Regions from separate parts of the Homo sapiens genome. Here regions 1, 2, 3, 4, 6 and 7 are each linked to region 5. Evidence: chromatin contacts called from ENCODE Hi-C or POLR2A ChIA-PET data. All regions are on one chromosome and are shown on one strand. Each heading gives the region's core, a stretch centred on a gene start or an enhancer-like site at or near the end of the contact. The rest is flanking DNA. Distances are from core to core; before and after follow the strand shown. Region 1 overlaps LOC728743 (zinc finger domain-containing protein LOC728743). Region 2 holds the start of ACTR3C (actin related protein 3C). Region 3 holds the start of ZNF775-AS1 (ZNF775 antisense RNA 1). Region 4 holds the start of EZH2 (enhancer of zeste 2 polycomb repressive complex 2 subunit). Region 5 holds the start of KRABD3 (KRAB domain containing 3). Region 6 holds the start of ZNF398 (zinc finger protein 398). Region 7 holds the start of LINC00996 (long intergenic non-protein coding RNA 996).

Region 1 (2,700 bases), core at 1-2,500, 690 kb after region 5:
GGCCAGAGCCCCTCTCAGGGCTGGGAGTGGTGGGGGTGGAGTGCGTGGTGTTGATTCTTGATGGCAGGTGGGGCGGTCTGGGTACCGGGCTGTAGGTTTCTCTGTGATGAGCTGCTTACCGGATCTTCATCCCCAGAATGTCAGAGTTGAAAGAGACTTGGAGAGGCCACTTTCCACAAACCCCACGCCCAACCTCAGCCCCTAGGCCTCCTGGCTCCTGTACACACTCTCTGCTGTCCTTGAGATGTCATTTCACTTCATGTTTCAGTTTACTCATCTGTAAGTTGGGGATATAGATGAGGGACTCTTCCTCGCTGGGATATATTGCAGCTACTGGATGAGAGAGGGTGAGGTCACTGGTGCACAGAGCCTTAGTTGATTCTGCCACACCATGTGCCACTGACTGTGCCGGGCTGGGCTCTCCCAGAGACACACATGAGGACCGCAGGCCCTGACACGGGGTGCTCACACTCGGTGTGTGACGCGGGGCCAACCTACAAAGTGCTCTGGGGTGAGACCGAGGAGGGTGACTGGTTTCTCTTCGTCACCCAGGGGAGTTTGATGGCTTTGAACCAGGTCATGGGGACAAATAAAATTGTTCTAGGAAGAGCAAGTGTGTAGAAGGGTGTTTTCAAGGGAGGGGGGGTCCTGATAGTTCAGTGACTGTCTCCAGGTGTCCCAAGGGGAGGTTTGCCCTACAAAGGACTTCGTGGTCAGGGGGTGGGGACACTGAGATTTTTAATGAGATGAGTGCTATGATCTCAGACTTATGCTTTAGGAGGAGAATCAGAGGCACTGTGAGGACAGACTGATGTGGGAAGAGCTGGAGCCTCGAGGGGCTTGGGTCATCTGGGCAAGAGAACATAAGGCCCCCAGCTAAGAGGCCTGGCCAAGGTCTGGCAGTGAGAAAGGGGGCAGCCAGGACTCTGCTCCAGGACCTCTGGTTCCAAGCTGGCGCTCTGAGGCACGGGCCTCTTCAGCCTTTTGGCAGATGAGGAAACAGGTTTGCCAAGCTTGCCTACACCACAGTTGGTACTTAGGGGTACAACAGGTGGAAGCCAGGGCTTTGTTTTGGATTCTGAATCCCAGAACCTTTTAGCTTCACTGCTTAAAAAGTGGACGATGGAGCAGGGAGGATTTGGGGCCATGTGATAGGAGCTGGGGCAGGGGTGTTAGGGGTGGTACGGGTGTTTGAAGGGGACATGGCATCCCTGGGAGTGGTTTGGGAGGAAGGGAGCTGGGGCTTCGAGGGGACCTGCACATTCAGTCCTGTGCTGGGTGCTGGAGACTCGTCCCTCCCCACTGCCCCCTCTGCCCATCCTCAGTGCTATGTGGCTATGGCTCCTCGGAGACTGTCCTCTGCCTACCACTCCCAGGTGCTGTAGACTAGCATTGGTGGCAAAGATGAAATTAAACAGGGGCTTCGGACACCTGGAGTCAGTCACCAAAATGCCCTGAACCCAAGGTGTCTCATCTGTAAATGGGATTCGTAATCCTTGCAGTGCTTGGTAGGGGACAAAGAGGATTCATTCAAACCCTAGGACAGATTCAGGGTAGGCCAGCTGATCGCTCCCTCCTAGCCCCAGAGGGGTGGCTGGGCAGGGCCATGTCACGGCTCCACACCTGATCCTGATCTCTTTGTTTCTGTCGACAGTTGCAGAGTGGGCAGGATCTTAAGACCCGATAGGTGCAGAACCCATCTGGACACGGAGACCAGGAATGGAGTTCCATGGAGGCCTGGCTGGCACTGCACCCGGGCATGAGGACACATCCAGTAAGAAGACCTGCCTCAAGAGGTGCACTGCGGTGACCAGTGGAGGTGACTGGTTGGAGCCTGGAATTGGAAGCAGATTCCAAGCTCTGGTGGACAAACTCTCCAGGCCTGGTGGGAATCACAGCTGGGGCAGACCTCATCCTGGCTGCCTGGCCACAGGCCCCCACTCTCTGCCACTGGTGGTAGGACGATGCCTGTGTGGAGAGCTGGCTTCTCTGCTCCCGCCTGGTCCACCACTTGGCTAGAGTTCAGAGACAGGAAGTGATTGGTCTAAGCTAACACAGCAAGTTGGTGGCAGACCTGGTTCTAGAGGCAAAACCTTCTTCCAGATGTGAATGAAACCTGCAGGCTTCATTTTCCTTTCTGAGCAGTGCTTCTTAGCTCTTTGGAGACACGAAGCCCTTGGAAAATCTGATGAAGGTTACGGACCTTCCCTAGGAAAACAGATAACTGACGTAGACTCAAAAACCCCAAGCAATTTCAGGAGCCACTGGACTCCCTGAATGAAACCCATCCCTGGACTCCAGGCTAAGAACCTCAGCCCTGGGGACTTCACCTGCTGCCCTTTCCTTACCTGTCACACATTGAGCCCCGAGTCAAGGCCACTGTACAAGTAGTGCCCCTCCCTCCCCCTGGCCAAGCCTCCTTCCCTTGTTCAGGAATAAAGAATTCCGAGGAGCCCTTTTTAGTCATTCCCTTCTCCCAGACCTAACGAATGGTGCGTCAGGTTTCTGGAGCCTCATTTCCCTTCCCCAGACATTGGCAGAGGTCCCTTGGGCTAGATTTTCTCTTCTGGTTTTGTTTCTTGTTCTGCCTGACTGGCCGCTGGCTTCCACAAAGGAGCCCTTTGCTCCTGGCCTGGGCTCTGATTTCACTGTGTGGTCTCAGGGGAAGCTGGACTGCTGTGGACGCTGGTGGGAGCTTGA
Region 2 (2,700 bases), core at 72-2,571, 610 kb after region 5:
TTAAGCCAGAATTACTCCATCTTGAATAAGGGCTGGGTAAAATGAGGCTGCATTCATAGGAGGTTAGGCATTCTAAGTCACAGGATGAGACAGAAGGTTGGCACAAGATACAGGTCATACAGACCTTGCTGATAAAACAGGTTGCAGTAAAGAAGCTGGCTAAACGCCACCAAAACCAATATGGCAATGGGAGGGACCTCTGGTGGTCCTCACTGCTCATTATGCACTAATTATAATGCATTAGCATGCTAAAAGACACTCCCACCAGCAAGCACCATGACAGTTTACAGACGCCATGACACCATCATGAAATACTCTATATGGTCTAAAAAGGGGAGGAAGCCTCAGTTCCGGGAACTGCCCACCCCTTTCTCTGAAACTCATGAATAATTCAACCCTTGTTTAGCATATAATCAAGAAATAACCAAAAAATGGGTAACCAGTAGCCCTGGAGCTGCTCTGCCTATGGAGTAGCCATCCTTTTACTTCTTTGCTTTCTTAATAAACTTGTTTTCACTTTACTCTATGGGCTTGCCCTGAATTCTTTCTTGCATGAGATCCAAGAACCCTCTCTTAGGGCCTGGATCGGGACCCCTTTCTGATAACACCAGGAGACACCCTGGGTGGATTTCCTGAACCGACCGATAGATGAGCCTTCCACGCGGGAGACCTGGATCCTTATCGTCTTTGTGGCCCCTTCCATCTGCACGTGCGGACGAGGTCCGGGTCGCACTCGGGCGGTCAGCCTGGCACGCACAGCGCCGGCGTGCAGGGGGCCTTGGGTGCCACCGAGTCCGGGAGGAAATCTAGGCCGCCATCCGTCCGGAGACTGGCACCTGTGACCACCACCCAACATGTATTGAACAAGGGCTTGGAGGTCCTTTCTCTAAGGCCGCACCGATAAACGATTACCGACTGTTGACCTCACGGCCCCTTCGCTTCCGGCCGCACCGCCTCGCTGCCCACGCCTGCGCACTCAGGCACCGCAGGTAGGAGGAACGTACCAACTGCGAGGCGGGGGGTGCGCGCGAAGACCCCCGCAGGCTGCGCTTCCGGAAGTAACCCCTGGCGCATCCCGGAATCCAGAGCGCCCACTACGGCCTTTGGCCAGGCCCCCTGGGCGCGTTCCGGGAGCTCAGGCCTGCGGCGCTGGGAGAAGCACGCTGGCCAACAAGTTGGGTGGTGGGCACGCGGCCCAGGGGTCAGGGGCCGCCAGGCGGCGGGCGGCGGGGCTGCGGCTCTTACCTGCCGAGGAGGCGCCGGCTCTGCGGTGCGGAGTTGCGCCGGACTTCCCAGCTTGGCCAGTGGCTCCGCAGGCTGCCGGCTCCACCCCTCAGGTAAGCGGGGACTGGGCCGCCGAGGTTCAGGGAAGGGGGCGGCTGTCGGGGCCCGTGCCGGCCCCGGGGGGCCACCTGCTGGGCCAGCGGTGCCCTCGCGCCGAAACACACTGGGAGAGGCCAGAATCTTCCGGAACAGCCAGCCCTTACCCATCTCTCCCTCTGTGCCGAGAACTGCCCTGAAATACTGTGGTATTAATTAACTCGTTTAACACTAACAATCTCATGAGGCGGGTGCTGTTACTATTCCCGTAATGTAGACGAGGAAACCGAGGCGTGTGCTGGAGCAGGATCACGGCCGTGCTCAGAGACGGGCTCTGGATGCCATGCTCTGACTCCATTGTTAGCCCTAAGCTTCCAGAAAGTAGCAGAGTGCTGCCGTGTCGTTTGTAACAGATCTCACTTTGTGTCATTTTTTTTGCACAGTATGAAACCTAATGATGCATGATTATTATTTAAAACATCTTGCTTAGACTTTATAAGTAGTCAAATTTGCGTGTGGGACAAAACCCCAAAACATGCAATGGCTTGCTCTCCTCTTTTCCTTTCACACGTTCATCTCCTCCTATCCCTTTCTCTCACCACCTTTCAATCTTCTCACAGATGTTGTGGAGGAAGATGAGACTTGAGGGCCCAGCAGGTGCTTAAAATCCCCTGCCTGGTGGGGGTGGAGTAGACACTCTGTCCCCCTGCAGTGCTGGAGTTGAGAGCAGAGGGGCTGGAGAGGGACTGGGCGGAGTGAGAAAGGCCTGGCATAATCATGGAATGCCCAGGGTGGGGTTCTACTTCTCTTGCAGGCACAAGAGAAGTAGAAGAGTGGCCGCTTTCCTTCTGGGCACGCACTTGGGAAAAGGCTTGGTGAGAGCAGCGAGAAGAATAGGTCTAATTTCTTGAGCCAGTGTGCGGAGGTGCTTCCCAGCCCAGGCTAAGCCAGATCACTCAGCCAGCCGCTGGCTGCCTTTACAGATGTACGGCTCCCCGTGAGCAATCAACATGCCTGGCTCTCAGGCATAAGCTGCCTCACTTCCCTTCTGCACAGCACTCCAGGACTTGCCTGCTACCAGACCCATCCTACTTTCTCTGTCAGGAAAAATGAGAGTTCTTCCTGGTCTCTTGAGGCCAATCCCTTCCACCGCCTGTGCCCTGGATCCCTTTCTCCAGGAAGCTTCTCTTCCCTGTGTAGTTAGCCTCCCCGCTCTTCCCAGGTCACCTTCTCTCTGTTTAGGGACAGAGCCAAGCCTTTTCCCTCCCATCCCCACCTCCAGCATTCCCGGTTCCTGCTTCTCCCCCACTTCCTGCTGTACCGCCCACTGAAGGGACCTTTGACCCCGCTGACCACTGCTTTTGGAAAGTCTTTTCTTGG
Region 3 (2,700 bases), core at 124-2,623, 670 kb after region 5:
CTGCATCCCCTTGGGCCAGAGCCCACAGGCCAGGCCCTGAGGATCTTAGGCTGCACCAGGCTTGCCGGACACAGGCTCATTGTCTCTAGGGCTTTCTGTCTTGCTGTAACGTCTCTCCAGCCAGCTGCAGCTCCTGCTGACTTATCCCACCCCAGCGCAGGTCATCCAACGGTGACTTATGGCCCCGGCCTCCTGGCTCGATGAGGGTATGTTGCTTCTGTTTCTACCTCTCTGAGTTCTTTTCCTCGGAGCAAGTGACCCTGATGGGATGGCCATGGGTGTACAAGGATACTTGTGTCATGGGTGGCTTTGCAGTTCTGTGTTCCTAAGTGTGCTGTGCAGTGATTCGTGCTGCCCTGGTTCACAGTGGCACGTTTGTGTGTCTGTGGATCTGTAGGTGTGTCTGTGAGTTTTAAAAAATATCTCACATTCTCTGTATTTGCATAGACAGTTTTGCAGGTGTTCTCACGTAGTTTTGTGTCTTTGAACTTTTGTTTACTTAGCTGTATTTAGATATGATTGTATCTGGGTGTGTTTGTGTGTGGTTTAGCATTTACATCAGTTTCTTATGTCCCTATGATCATATATTTAAATTAAAAACATCTGCTATTAACTGAAATCAGAGGCAGAGAATACCATTGCCTGGTCCTGAGGGATTTCTTAATAGTGACAGAAGACTGGAGCCTGAGGAGCCACCTCTTGGGTCCTCCATTGTTTCATTCACTCATCCGTTCATTCATTCAATACACATTACACACCTTCTGCATATGAGGGACGCGCAGGTGTGGGAGCAAGCCCCCGCTCCCTGGGGCTAACCTGAGTGAGGGGTCTCACAGGGAGAGAGGACTGGGTGAGGACATAGCAGTCAGGTATGGGCTGCAGGAGGGCAGGGAGGCGCTGGGGACCCGGTGGAGTTGAGAAGGATGAGGCTATAGAAAGGGGCAGCATGGCAGGGAGGCATTGGCTGGGCATGGGCTGGGACTGGAGAGGCCAGTTTCTGTGGGGGTCTCCTATGGAAGACCAGCTGAGCTGTGCCCAGCAAGTGAGGACCTGCTGGGACCTCAGGGCTGAGAAGGGCCTGATACTGGGCCTTTGGCTGGGGTTTGGGGAGCTGCCCCCACCCCCAAAAGCCTTAGCGCCTAGTGGCGGATCCTGCTCCCGCTCCACTAGCAGCAGATGATACCTGTGGCATGGTCTGCTTCTGACTGCCCGACCTGGGGCGCTGAGGCTGTGAGAGCTGTGCTGGGCTGGTGGGAGGTTCCAGGGGCGGCGATGGGGAGGACCTTGCCTCTTTCTGGCCTGTGGCCTTTCTCCTCCCCCAGCTGCTGTCTGGCCGCCCCACCCCCAAGTCTCTGCCACAACCAAAGCTCCTTTGTTGCCTCCCCCTGCCCCGGGCCTCTCCACCTGCTGCTAGCTCAATCCCCTCTTTGTGTGGTTGGTCTTCAGTTGTCATGGCAGCTGGGCCCAGGCTGAGGCCTGCCCACTGTGAGGCTCTTAACTGAACTGCAGCCTGACCCGGTGCGCGGAGGGCCGGGCCAGGGCCAGGCGTGGGAAGGGGGCCCCTGTGTGTCCTGCTCCCCTCAGAGCCCGAGGGGCAGCAGAGAGGAAAGGTGGTCCGGTAGGGGCCCGGGGGCCCTTGTGCGATAGACAAAGCGGCCTTCCAAGACTTGGTGTGGGCACTGGTGGGAGATGGCGCATCTGGCCCTTGATGCCTGTCTTCCAGCCGGGGCGCTTTGCTGGGCAGCCTGCTCACCTGGCTCCTGGGTGTCTCCAGGTGGCTGAGGACATGTCAGGATGGTAGGTTAGGAGGGGCCCGCCATGCACAGAGCAGAGTGAAAGGCAGAATAGGAGAGAAGCTTAGGGTGGGGACGTGTGTGTCTGGCCAGCCTGGAACATGACACATGGAGGGCTTTCCTGGATTTTGTCTGTAGGACACCTGCTGTGCCATTTCCCAGACATAGCCCACCTGAGCACACAGGTAGAGGCGGGTCCCCAAAGACTTGGCCTCCCCTCATTCCTGTCCTCTGTGTTTCCCCCTTTGAATTTCTCACTTCTTCCTCTTGGGTCCTCTTCCTTCTGTCTCCATTTCTGTTCTTACGTAAGCCACAGGCTGCTTCCCCTCGAGCCCTGGTATGGCCCGAGACAGAGGCACCGAGGCTTGAGGGAGGAGCTGCTCTGGGAGGTCCCGGACAGTGGAAGGCCTGCTACTACCTGGAGTGGCTGTTAGGTCCTAATACCTCTTGGGAGGCAGGGTGGGTGAAGTAGGACTGTCTTTGATTTGCCTTGGGGGTCTCGCTCTGTGGAGACCCAGGCCCATCCTTCTGTCCTCCTGAATTTGTGGCCTGGGCTCTGCCCTCCTCGGTCTGAGTTCCCCTTACCAAGGTGGCTTCTCTGTCCACTAGCCCCTCTGCGCCTCTTCAGGTGGATGTTAAGTCCAGTTGGTGAGAGGTTTCCCAAGATGTGGCATGCAGAAGCTCACAGAGTGGCCCCAAGGGAGGAGGGTGGCGAGGGAGGGAGGAGCCCCCAGCACCCATCAGAGCCCCACCAGGGGCTCCTCCCGCCCCCTTCCCCACTGCTCGCCTTTTCTCTGCACCACAAGCAGGTTCTGTAAGAAACCATGGTAGGCATGCGTACAGGCCCCTGTTGGGGAAATAGAATTGAAAACAAAATCTCTTGCCAACCCAGAAAAGCTCTTTGCAA
Region 4 (2,700 bases), core at 38-2,537, 830 kb before region 5:
ATAGCCATTCTATTTTGATCACCTACTTCTACCACCTCATCCTCATTCAACCCGTCGGGATTTGGGGAATAATCTGGCTGAATGACAGTTGATTTCGTTAGCACCTGTCGCCATTCTCAGATGTATCACACAAGTTGGCCAAAACAGCTTGTAATGTTTAAGGATTACGATTCTTTAGAAAGTGGCAACTCACTAGGCGTTCACCAAGTTTTCCAAAAGATCGTGCTTCTCGATTCCTCCCGCTTTCAAAAAGTAACCCTGTGGCACAGATTTTTGGGGGGAACGGAAGGGGATGTACACAATGAAGTGGGAATTCAACAGGACGCCCTCCAGAAACACAATCAATAGAGAGCAGAGCAGCTCGACTCTTCCCTCAAACTTAGCATAAAGCCAGACCAGGCGGCGAGGGCAGCCCGCGACCGCCGGAGCTCAGGGGGATTTCGGGGTGCGTCGTGGGGAAACGTCAGAGGCGAAGCTACTCCGAGTTCCCCGCCGCGAACGTCGTCCCGCGAGCGCCGCGGCCCCAGCCCGGGGTCGGCGCGCCCGGGACCGGGGGCGTGCGCGAGGCGAGGGCCGAGCCCTGCCCACCCCGGCAGCGGCCCGCGCCTCCCCACGCCCCTCTCCCGCCCGCCGGCGGGCCCGGGTGTCATGCCCCTTCCCCTCGCGCCGAGCCCTCCGGAGACACAGTCCGTCCTTTGTCTGAGTGCGGACTCGGCGGCTGGGTCCCACCAACTTGTGTCTGTCCCGTCCCACCCGGGCGCTCCCGCCGCGGCCGCGCCACACAAAGGAGACTTGAGGCTCGAGCTGCCACCCTGGACCGGGCACCGGAACGCCCCGACCCCGGCCCCGGCGCCCCGGCCAGGACAAGCACCGGGAAAGGAGCCCCCCACACGCCCCCCGCCCCGCAGCTCCAGGGGTGTGCGCTGCCTCACTCGCAGGGTCCCGCGGGCCAGCCCGAAGCTCACAGCTCCTTCCGGGGAGGGGGGCTCTCCCCTCACCCTCCACCCCCCGCACGCCTACAAACGCGGCGCCCCGGTGAGCCCCGCTCGGCGATACCCGGGACCGGCACAGCAGTGGCGGGGAGGTCCTGGCGCCGCCGCCGCCGCCCGGTTCGCACTCCCGGAGCCCCGCCGGCCGGGCCGCCCGCAGCGGCGCGTTACCTTCGTCCCGCGCGCCGACTCGCGTTGTTCCCGCGCGTCGCCCCCGCGCGCCGCCGCCGCCGCCGCCGGGGCTCCACTGCCTTCTGAGTCCCACCGGGTGTCGGACGCGACCGGACCGAGCGCCAAACGCGGCAGCCCAATCGCCATCGCTTTTATTTGGCCCCCCCAGCCCAATCAAGCGCCGCCCCGATTGGCGGGACGCGAGGCGGGCGCCCGTCCAATCACAGGGCCCGCCGGGCTCGGAGGCGCCGAGCCAGCCCCACGCAGAGTGCGCTCAGGGCTCGTGGGCGGGCGGGCACTGGCAGCGCGTGCGCGCGCGGGCGGCGGCGGGGTTCGCTGTAAGGGACGCCACTGGCCGTGTGGAAGCGCCGCCGCCGTCTCTTTGTTCTTTCGCTGAACACACGGCGCCTCTCAGGAAGGCGGTGTGCAGGCACGCGGGGACCGGGAGACATCGCGGGGGCCCGGAGCCCGCCGCGGACGGGAGGCGGGGAGGATAGGTGGCGGGAACCGGCCGAAGGGCGGGACGAAGCGCCGGCGGCTCTTGGCGGGAACCGGCGCCGCAGAGTTCCCGGGCGGGGGAGGGGCGGGGCGGGTGCTGGAAGCCAAGTTTGAACCAGTTCAAAACTCGGGGGTGGTAACGGTTTTAACCGCCGCGCTCGTTTCCCCGCGCGCGGAGCCGAGGCCCGGGCTGGCCGCTCCTAGTGGTGCCCGGGGAGGGGAGGGCGCGGGCCCCGGAGGTCGGCTCAGCTGTGGCGCCGCGTTTGCCGGGAGACGCTCGCCCGGCCCGCGCGCTGCCGCCGGACCCGTTACTACTTTTTTTTTTTTCTCCTGAGACGGAGTTTCGCTCTGGTTGTCCAGGCTGGAGTGCAATGGCGCGATCTCGACTCACCGCAACCTCCGCCTTCCGGGTTCAAGCGATTCTCATGCCTCAGCCTCCCGAGTAGCTGGATTACAGGCATGCGCCACCACGCCCGGCTAATTTTCTATTTTTAGTAGAGACGGGTCTTGGTCAGGCTGGTCTCGAACTCCCGACTTCTGGTGATCCGCCCGCCTCGGCCTCCCAAAGTGCTGGGATTACAGGCGTGAGCCACCGCCGCCGACCCGGGCCCTGTTTGATTATGTCTGCTGCTGCCTTGGCCGTTTTTTCCCCCACCGCTGGACTTTGGCTGGCCGAGCTTGCAGTGCTTATCGCCCTAGAAACCTGTGAAAGGGCGACATTGCTGCCATTTCAGACCCTTCCACTGTTCGTAGTTCTAAGCACGTGTCAGTGTTAAAAATCCTTTATCAAGATGAGCACTGTTCACTTGCCGCCTCTGCAAAGTGTGAGGATATTTGCAAGGCGCGGTGGCTCACGCCTGTAATCCCAGCACTTTGGGAGGCCGAGGCGGGCGGATCATAAGGTCAGGAGATCGAGACCATCCTGGCTAATAACGGTGAAACCCCGTCTCTACTAAAAATACAAAAAATTAGCCGGGCGTGGTGGCGGGCGCCTGTAGTCCCAGCTACTCGGGAGGCTGAGGCAGGAGAATGGCGTGAACCC
Region 5 (2,720 bases), core at 39-2,538:
CTGAGGGCTGTGGCCTGTAGGGCTCTTGAAAAGTTGGACTTTTAAGTTTTCCCTTTCCGCGAGGTGGGGCCTTGTGATATCTTCAAATCCTTGTTCAGCAGGCTGCGCACACGCCGGTCCTGTGTCTAAGGTGTCTCGGGTATGACCGAGGGGGCTTTGCCCGAGTGGGCGTGCGCCTTTCCTCGGAGGCCGGGACGAGGGGTTGTCGGCATCGTACCCGAGTCCGTGATCATGGCCGGCGCGGCTGCAAGGGCCAGCCCCGGGCGACTGGGCGAGGAATTCCCTTTCCTTCCCTCCGATATTGCCCAGGCAGAGCGCTGTCTGGGCCGCAAGGTCTGGACGGGGCTTCCAAACTCAGAGCAGAGTCTCCTCTGCGTGGGACCACAGCCTCCCCTTCCCCTCCAAGCTTCTGTCTGGCACAGCAGGCTTAGCCCCGCAGGCCCCCTTCCAGCAGCCTTCTATAAAAATGACGGGGTCCTTCTCCAGACAGGAAAACCAGGCTCGCTGCGCCTCGCCCGCACCCCCGGAGCGCTCTCGCAGCGCCCGCCCAGACCAGGCCTTCGAACTCGTGAAGCGCAGGGGGAGGCAGAGGAGAGTGGGCCGCGCTTCCTTCCCGCATCACACGTTTATTTGAGGCCTACTATGTGCCAGGAACAACTGGGGTTACCACCCCAGCAAACAGGCACGCAAAATGTGACACGAAGGTAGGTCATGGCTGCGGCGAGCGGGGGCGCGGGCGAAAGACGTGAGGATGTACGGGGGCCTGGCAGCTGCTCTGTCCCACCCACGCCCGGCCGGACCCTCGACCCCTTTCACTCCAGGTCGGGTTTCCCCGACCGCGGCCTCTGGGAAAGATGGGTCCCTCTTCATCCCCACCATCAGCCCCTGGCACATGGGACGCGCTGAGTGGTGGCTGCGGGAATGAATGAGTGATAAGCGGCGCGTACCCGCGGGCTTGCACGCCCACAGCCGCCCCGGCTGGTCTCGGCGCGCAACCTCTACCCGCAGCTGGGGGCGGGGACGAGGGGAGGGGGCGGGGACGAGGCCCGAGCCAGGTCCGCCCCGCCCTGTCTCCGCCCCCCGCTTCCGAGCCGGCGCCGCGGCGCCTTCTGGGAAGTGTAGTCCGCGTCTGCGCCGGCCGGCCGGGCCGCCGAAGCCGGGGGCTCCGGGCGGAAACGGCACCACCCACCAAGGGATGCGAGGCGCTCGGGGCGGGCTCAACGAGGCCGGGGGCGGGCCCGGGCGCGCCCACCCCCGCCCCTCCCCCTCGGCCCAGGCCCCCGGCCCCGCCTTCTCCTGCGCGGACCTGGGCCGCCGCCGACGAGGGTCGCGTGCGCCCGCGCCAGGGCCCGCGCCGGAAACCGAGGAGTGGCGGGGAGGCTGAGCCCGGGGATGGCGCGCCAGGTAAGGCAGGCGGACGCGCGGACCCCTCGGCGCAGTGCGGCCCCGAAGGCGGTAGGGCGAGAAAGAGCTGGGACCCCCCCGCAACTTCGGGATCGGCTGGGTGAGGCTGGGCAGGCCTGATGCTCAGGGGTTCGTGCCGGGAAGTTCAGGTCCTCGGACAACCTCTCTCCAGCTCTCCGCCGCCGGTACCCACGGCCCAGTCTCCACCTGGGGAAACCCCCTTGGCGTGGCTTGTTTCGTTACAAGTTATCCTGGTAGAGTGGGCATGAAGGCCTCGGAGGCAGTGAGTAAATCTCATACTTCTGTTCTTGGTGGAATCCTGGATCCCGGGGGCTGGGGACGTGGAAATGGGGAGAAACAAAGATAGAACAAACCCCAAGTTTTGTCTTGGGAAGCCTGCAGGTAAGGCGTTTAGATCTGAGAACTGGAGGGAGAGCCCCAGGCCGTGACAGCCTGGGCACCGTTTGGGCTAGGTTGTGTGTGGGCTGTGACGATGCTGGGAAACTCTGGTGCTGATATCAGTGAGGTATCAGGTATCTGGTGCTGATACCAGCAACTGCTCCACGTTCTTCTGGATGGGCACCTGGAGCCAGTTCTGCAACCGTGGTGGCTCCTGAGCTTTGGCCAGTCCGAGGCAGCCATGGATGGGGGGCAGCGTGTGACTAGGCAGAGCAAACACTGTGCCAGGCCCTTGGCGTCATTAGTGCCCCCAAGCATTTGGGGAGAAGGGAGAGGCTAGGCAAATTGGATGTTGTTGGGCAGGGACAGTCAAGTGTCCTTTTCAGGTCTGGCTGCACAGTTAAGTAGCCTAGGGACACCCTGGTTCAGACATGCCCATGGCCCCATCCTAAGGCCTCCTCATACCACAGTTTCCTGTTCTGTAAAGTGAGGAGTTTGGGCCATTGACCTTTCAGATCTGATGAGGGGAATATCCTCACACTACGTAGCTTCATGGAGAAGGTGGCCAGGAGTGACCTTGGGGAGTGGTAGGTCACTGTAAGGTGGAGAGGAGCAGGGAGGGTTCCCAGAAGCCCAGGGCAATGTGAGCACAGCCTCCAGGTTGAGAGGTCCTGTGGCAGGGTCTGATCAGGGAGCCCGAGCCTGAGGCCCACTGGGAGAGCAGGTCTAGGTTGGGAAGGACTGTGAGAGAGGGGCAGGTCCAGCAGGCACTGAAGCTGCAGTTTTTGTGCTGGGCTAGTGACACGGTGGAAGGGTGATGTTAGGAGGACCAGTGTGCAGCTATGAGCTAGGAGGCTGCCCAGTTACAAGAGTCCTGGGTCAGCCCAGAAAGCTTTTCTCCATTGGTTGGGGGAAGG
Region 6 (2,773 bases), core at 185-2,684, 570 kb before region 5:
CACTGCAACCTCCGCCTCCTGGGTTCCAGCGATTCTCTTGCCTCAGCCTCCGGAGCAGCTGGAATATCAGGTGCACGACACCACGCCCGGCTAATTTTTGTATTTTTTAGTAGAGACGGGGTTTCACCATGTTGGCCAGGCTGGTCTGGAACTCAGGTGATCTGCCCGCCTCGGCCTCCCAAAGTGCTGGAATTACAGGCGTGAGCCACTGCGCTCGGCCTGTTCTCGCAGGTCCTTTTGCTCAGACGCAGCAAACCGTAACCCCAAGCTCGATCTCTGCTGCTCTCAGGAATTCCACTTCCTCCAGCTTGGGCAACATAGCGAGACCCTGTCTCTACAGAAAAATAAATAAGTAAATAAATAAATACAAATAAATAAAACATTAGCCGGGCTTGGTAGCTGCGCCTGTAGTCCAAGATGCTCGGGCAGGCTGAGGGGAAGGATCGTTTGAGCCCAGCAGTTTAAGGCTGCAGTGAGCCTTGTTTGTGCCACTTGCACTCCAGCCTGGACGACAGAGGGAGACTGTCTCTAAATAAATCAATAAATAAGGCCGGGCGCAATGGCTCACGCTTGTAATCCTAGCACTTTGGGAGGCCAAGGCGGGTGGATCATTTGAGGTCAGGAGTTTCAGACCAGCCTGGCCAACATGGTGAAACCCCGTCTCCACTTAAAAAAAAAAAAATTAGCTGGGCATGGTGGTACATGCCTGTAATCCCAGCTACTTGGGAGGCAAAGGCAGGAGAATCGGTTGAACCCGGAAGGCGGTTGCAGTGAGCCGAGATCCCGCCACTGCACTCCAGCCTGGGCGACGGAGTGAGACTCCGTCTCTAAATAAATAAATAAACAAAAATTAAGAATCCTATTTCCAGACCAGGCCCCGGAGAGTCAATAATCCGAGATGTGAAGGAGACCTTAAAATATTATTGATCCCAACACAGGCCGCGTGGGACCTGAACCGCCTCACCTTGGCAACCACATTTGTAATTTCCGCAAATGATCTATATCTTCTTCATTCCAAAATTGTGCCTCTCCGTCACTCATTCCACCCATAGGCTCCCTTCAGCCGTGTCCCCCTTACTCTCACCCTGCACATTTCCGCTGTTCTAAATACGGCTGCCCTTCAGCAGAAGCTGTTGCCTGCAGACGGCGCCTGCGTATCGAGCCTCCGTGAAGAAAATCACTCCCCAGAATGAGCCCGGCTTTGCGGCTGGGTCCTAAACTGCGGTGAGCTGAACCTTCTCGTGGGAATGTGAGAAAGCGGAACACACGTGGGCCCCAAATAACAACCCTCCCCACACCGAAGCCCAAGAGCTGGGGGGGAGGGGCGGAGGCGACGCGGGGGGCGCTGGCCGCAGGGGCCGGCAGGGGGCGCGCTGGCCGCGGTGGCTGGGCAGCGCGAGCCTGCGGCGCGTCTAGGCCCGCGCGGTTCCCGGTGCACTCGCTGCCCACAAAGCGCCAGCTGAGGGGCCGCTGCGGGTGGAGTGCGGCGGAGTCGGCCTCGCGACCCCAGCTTGATCCGCCGCCTGCTGCACCGCGCCTCCGCCGCGTTCCTGCGCGTCCCGAGCCCCGACGGCCGCGTGAGTCCCGTCCGTGCGGGGAAGGCAGGGCCGGGTCGGCGCCGCCTGTGGAGAGGACCCGGCGGCCGGGCCTGCTTGGAGCCGGGCGCGGTGGCAGCGGCGGCAGCGGCGGCGACTTCCGAGGCCCGGGCTAGACAGCGCAGGGCCATGGCTGAGGCGGCCCCGGCCCCGGTAAGGGCGGCCGCGCGCGAGTGTTGTGAGCCCCCGAGACCCAGACCCCGAGGGAGGAAGGCGGGCGGGCAGGGAGCTGCCAGGCATAGGCGCCGTTCTCGGGTCCCGCCGGCCACGTCGCCTGTCGCCCGTGCTTGGCGGCTGCAGCCTCGCGTGAGGGGACTTAGCGGGTGGGTGTGAAACCGCCCACCCGGGGACACCAGGCTGGGCCGCAGGTCTGAGGGGCACTCGCAGGCAGCTATGAGACCCGGGGCCCTGCAGTTGGGTTGAAGTCGAGGGGGTGCCTGCTGCGTGTCAGCCCCACGCCTGCCCGCCAGACGCGCAGCGGGGTTGGGCTGGGGAGCCGTCAGCCATTCTCGCGGCCGCGGGAGCGTTCGTCACCAGCAATCTGAGCGGTGGCGCGGGCGGCATTTAAGTGTGCGGAGGCGCATTCCCGCCGCGCTGCGTGACGCCTGGGCTCCCGGCACCGGACTCGGGACACGCGGGAGGCCCTCCCGAAATAGCTGCCGAATGAATGGTGCGGACCCGGAGGCTGGAGTGGCCTCGCGTGCGTGGCGGTTCATTCGCGGGTGTTTGCCAAGGCCTGCGGGGGCCGGCAGCGGCCAGTTGCCAGGGCGACCGAGGCGACCGGGCCGCGCCTGCACGCAGCCCCGTAGAATGAGAAGGGGACGGTCAGGCCGCGGGGAAAGCACTGATCGCATTTGCCACCCAAGAGGTCTTTGGTCACCTCTAGGAGAGCAATTGTACTGGGTCAGGAGCCACCCTGGCACATGAGGGGTGACTGGGAAAAGGAGGAAGAGCAGCGATGGGTAGGGGGTAGAGCAGAGGGAAGTGCCACCTCCACTCTTGGACCTGTTTTTCTTTTTTCCAACCTTTTTTTTTGTGTATAGGTGGGATGGTAGCGATGATCCTGTGTTGTGCCAGTCCTGGCTAATAGAAATATAAGGGAAGCCGCATACAAAACTCTAAATCAAGCTTGTCCAACCCGCGGCCCCCAGGCCGCATGCGGACTAGGACTGCTTTAA
Region 7 (2,700 bases), core at 123-2,622, 720 kb after region 5:
CCAAACTACAGGGTGTCATGGAGAAACACAGTCTGGTGGGAGGGGGCAGATGATGAAAGCAGAAGACAGGAAAGACAAAGACTTCTTGGTGTTATCTTCCATGGTGAGTGTGCAGTTTCCATATTCTCCAGCTATGAACTTGAACTCAATGGGAGAAATCTCCCAGTAAGATGTTATGTGGGTGGTGGCCGAGTAGGGGTGGGTTGGTCGCTGTGAACTGTCTGAGACTCTCCTGTCTTAACATTGGAGAAATGGAGACTTGAAGAGGTGAAGCAAATTTCCCTAGATGACTTGGGAACGTTGGGTTGTGGGGAGTTGGGTTTGAACTTGGACATTCAGTTTTGAATCCACGTGCTTACAGAGGGGTAGAGAAGGCTCTAGGGCATGAGAGTCAATTACTCAGCAGAGAAGGGAAAGGGAGAAGATTTCACACATTCCTGCCCTTCTGAGTTGATTTCAATCCTATCTGAGTAATAGACATCATTATGGTTAATATTTGTCTCTGATTGGTCGTCTTTGTTTTGACTCCCCCTGAATTAAGGATTCAAGGGCAAGTAGTTTATTTGAGAGTGGATCCCGAGAAACCCTGGTGGGGGAGTGGGAAAGTGAGAAAGAGAGGAGGCCACTGGAGGATGACTGGTAAGTTCATTTCCACTTTGGGCCACTGAGCTTGATCCTGCTGGGGAACCCTGGCAGGTACGTCTCAGATGCCAACCATGGAGCAAGAACACAGGGGTGTTCTTTCCATCTGGCCTTGGTGGCAGCATCTCCCAGGGGCACTGTGTCCCTGGTGCTCTGGTCTGTGGAGAGTCATAGGTGCTCTTGTTAAGCATCTGTGTGCACGGAGAGGAGAGTGCTTGGGAGGGATAGGGGGTGGCATCAAGGGCATCTGCAAACCTCAGGCAGCTGGAGGATGGCCAGGTGGCTGCCTCTCTGTAGCTCGTGTCCTGAAGTGTCTTTCTGTGCCCACTTATTTGTGCTCGACCTTGGGCTGCAAGTTTGTTGATAGTTACAGGGGGTGGCTCCAGCCACCGTGTTGGGTGTCTCACCCTGTCCAACCCCTGATCTTTATTGTGGACCAGGCTATAGACAGATCTTTGTCAGCTGCCCCTGTGAGTCTTCTGTGCAGACACCTTCCTGTGGAAGAGTTGGTCTCTGGTCACTGTTTCAAGTCTCTGCTGCGGCCACAGCTTTCTTATCTCTCACTTTGGGGATCTCAGGAAATGAGACACCAGGAGGTGTCTGCTGTACAAAATCCTATTTGCTCAAGGAACCTGCATATCTCAGCTCATGTTTCTTAATCATTTTTCTGATTCTAAAAAGTCGATGACAAAACTTCGATAGAAACACAGTTCTAGCATTTGGGATTGGAGGAAGAAGTGTATTCAGCATTCTACCTTCTTCCTGATTCTGTGAGCTTAGACCTGCTTCCACTTTCAATCTCTCTCATTGCAGGCTGAAGAGGACTGGCCTTTCAGTGGCCCTCGTGGAACGGTAGGAAGCTGAGCTGGACTCTCTGCCACATCGTTCGGTTCCCACAACAGCCTGGTAGGTCGGGGTAGTCACTTCCATTTGGGAGATGAGGAAGTCGAAGGAGAGAGCTAGAGTGAGCCAGAACTTAGGGCTGATCACAAATTGGATGAGTAATTGAGATAACTAGGATGGCCCCTAGCTAAGGCTGCAGGCAATGCCCCAAGGAGACTGTCACCTTTTTGTTACAATTTTCCAGGGTGTGATAGGACTTAGGAGGATGGTGTGTCTGTCCCTAGGACTGTAGGTTGTTCTAGAGAAAAACAAAATTTTAAGGACTTTTTCTTTGTGCATATGCCTCAGGTAGGCATCATGTGGGCCTAGGCAATAGGACCTAGGAAGGAGACTCCCCTGTTCCCAGGCCTGCCGCTCCTACTCAGGAGGCTGAAGGGTCCCCACCCCAACTAACCACAGAGTCAGACACATTCTTCCTAACACACCTTCCTCCCGACCTCCCAGCTTCCCTCTTTGTCACTGAAGTCATAGACTTTTTTTTTTGAAGAATTATCAACCTAAATAACAAACAGAAGCGATTCTCCAAAGATGATGAATTTATTTGGAAATGAGCAGCATGATTGTGATGCGGAGTGCCCGTGCCACAGCAGCCATGGGCGCATCCAGGAGGCTGAGGCAAGGGGAAGCTTTTAAGGGCACAAGGAAGACTGGGTGTGGTGACTCACGCCTATAATCCCAGCACTTTGGGAGGCTGAGTCGGGTGGATCACTTGAGGTCCGGAGTTCAAGACCAGCATGATAAACATGGTGAAACCCCATTTCTACTGAAAATACAAAATTAGCTGGGCATGATGGCACATGCCTGTAATCCCAGCTACCTGGGAGGCTGAGGCAGGAGAATCGCTTGAACTTGGGAGGCAGAGGTTGCAATGAGTCAAGATCGTACCATTGCACTCTAGCCTCGGCAATAAGAGCGAAACTTGGTCTCAAAAAAATAAAGGCAAAAGGAGGAGTGCACAGGAGTTGTTGAGTTGTTTTTGAACAAAGAGAACATTGGTTACTTGGGCACAGGAGTTGAGGTCAGATTCTTAGTGGAGATGGCATGTGAGGTGAGAGTGCTCCAACATGTGGCCGGCCGTCCAGTGACTCCTGTGGCAGGCTGCAGTTGGGAAGGCCCTTGGAAATAGTCCTTATTACAGGCATATGTGTGTCACAG

The links. Hi-C counts contacts between places; a loop is a spot of excess contacts on that map. ChIA-PET counts read pairs that join two places held with the same protein, here RNA polymerase II (POLR2A). Pooled maps may share reads with other maps.
Region 1: a loop to region 5 is called in a pooled map, with 4 times the contacts of the local background. The contact joins the enhancer-like site here to the promoter of KRABD3 in region 5. A Hi-C loop is called at or near these places in 1 of 168 maps with a recorded cell type or tissue (ovary), 1 of 37 single-sample maps with no recorded cell type and 15 of 50 pooled maps. POLR2A ChIA-PET finds 5 or more read pairs at or near these places in 1 of 52 experiments (OCI-LY7).
Region 2: a loop to region 5 is called in a map with no recorded cell type, with 10 times the contacts of the local background. The contact joins the promoter of ACTR3C here to the promoter of KRABD3 in region 5. A Hi-C loop is called at or near these places in 1 of 37 single-sample maps with no recorded cell type and 6 of 50 pooled maps. POLR2A ChIA-PET finds 5 or more read pairs at or near these places in 1 of 52 experiments (IMR-90).
Region 3: a loop to region 5 is called in a map of CD4-positive, alpha-beta T cell, with 5 times the contacts of the local background. The contact joins the promoter of ZNF775-AS1 here to the promoter of KRABD3 in region 5. A Hi-C loop is called at or near these places in 5 of 168 maps with a recorded cell type or tissue (CD4-positive, alpha-beta T cell, K562, ascending aorta and 2 more) and 16 of 50 pooled maps. POLR2A ChIA-PET finds 5 or more read pairs at or near these places in 1 of 52 experiments (OCI-LY7).
Region 4: a map of gastrocnemius medialis shows a loop between it and region 5 (6-fold over the local background). The contact joins the promoter of EZH2 here to the promoter of KRABD3 in region 5. A Hi-C loop is called at or near these places in 1 of 168 maps with a recorded cell type or tissue (gastrocnemius medialis), 1 of 37 single-sample maps with no recorded cell type and 7 of 50 pooled maps. POLR2A ChIA-PET finds 5 or more read pairs at or near these places in 1 of 52 experiments (PC-9).
Region 6: a loop to region 5 is called in a map of B cell, with 5 times the contacts of the local background. The contact joins the promoter of ZNF398 here to the promoter of KRABD3 in region 5. A Hi-C loop is called at or near these places in 3 of 168 maps with a recorded cell type or tissue (B cell, CD4-positive, alpha-beta T cell and ovary), 2 of 37 single-sample maps with no recorded cell type and 10 of 50 pooled maps. POLR2A ChIA-PET finds 5 or more read pairs at or near these places in 1 of 52 experiments (WTC11).
Region 7: a pooled map shows a loop between it and region 5 (7-fold over the local background). The contact joins the promoter of LINC00996 here to the promoter of KRABD3 in region 5. A Hi-C loop is called at or near these places in 2 of 37 single-sample maps with no recorded cell type and 2 of 50 pooled maps.

Annotation. Positions count from the first base shown.
Region 1 is chr7:150,408,506-150,411,205 of GRCh38, forward strand. LOC728743 (zinc finger domain-containing protein LOC728743) reads left to right here. Exons shown (of 3, transcript NM_001395976.1): 3 at 1,655-2,700. Among named protein-coding and RNA genes, the nearest start is that of LINC00996, 24 kb to the right of the region's middle. Within about 2 kb of position 1,251, at least 2 of the 41 ENCODE cell types and tissues checked have a DNase peak (open chromatin) inside an H3K27ac peak, as active enhancers do.
Region 2 is chr7:150,322,224-150,324,923 of GRCh38, forward strand. It overlaps ACTR3C (actin related protein 3C), which reads right to left and starts at 1,322. Exons shown (of 8, transcript NM_001164458.2): 1 at 1,246-1,322. LRRC61 (leucine rich repeat containing 61) reads left to right here and starts at 1,132. Exons shown (of 3, transcript NM_001142928.2): 1 at 1,132-1,337. RefSeq lists enhancers at 352-461, 512-571, 1,892-1,961 and a silencer at 1,182-1,501.
Region 3 is chr7:150,382,618-150,385,317 of GRCh38, forward strand. It overlaps ZNF775-AS1 (ZNF775 antisense RNA 1), which reads right to left and starts at 1,374. Exons shown (of 2, transcript NR_183445.1): 1 at 1,184-1,374. The region is part of intron 1 of ZNF775 (zinc finger protein 775); the gene reads left to right. RefSeq lists enhancers at 1-183, 1,140-2,095.
Region 4 is chr7:148,883,004-148,885,703 of GRCh38, forward strand. It overlaps EZH2 (enhancer of zeste 2 polycomb repressive complex 2 subunit), which reads right to left and starts at 1,288. Exons shown (of 20, transcript NM_004456.5): 1 at 1,161-1,288. LOC124901767 (a long non-coding RNA gene) reads left to right here and starts at 2,186. Exons shown (of 2, transcript XR_007060579.1): 1 at 2,186-2,480. RefSeq lists silencers at 452-1,041, 1,202-1,571, 1,692-1,921 and an enhancer at 542-1,233.
Region 5 is chr7:149,713,663-149,716,382 of GRCh38, forward strand. KRABD3 (KRAB domain containing 3) reads left to right here and starts at 1,289. Exons shown (of 17, transcript NM_001290187.2): 1 at 1,289-1,404. The coding sequence starts at 1,393. RefSeq lists silencers at 1-110, 937-1,376 and enhancers at 442-941, 1,579-2,211.
Region 6 is chr7:149,146,019-149,148,791 of GRCh38, forward strand. ZNF398 (zinc finger protein 398) reads left to right here and starts at 1,435. Exons shown (of 6, transcript NM_170686.3): 1 at 1,435-1,748. The coding sequence starts at 1,725. It overlaps LOC107986856 (a long non-coding RNA gene), which reads right to left and starts at 1,343. Exons shown (of 2, transcript XR_007060581.1): 1 at 965-1,343; 2 at 1-334. RefSeq lists enhancers at 1-212, 213-786, 880-929, 1,361-1,934 and silencers at 1,240-1,879, 1,544-1,715, 2,010-2,159, 2,300-2,349.
Region 7 is chr7:150,432,282-150,434,981 of GRCh38, forward strand. LINC00996 (long intergenic non-protein coding RNA 996) reads left to right here and starts at 1,373. Exons shown (of 4, transcript NR_034033.1): 1 at 1,373-1,548. RefSeq lists an enhancer at 1,514-1,613.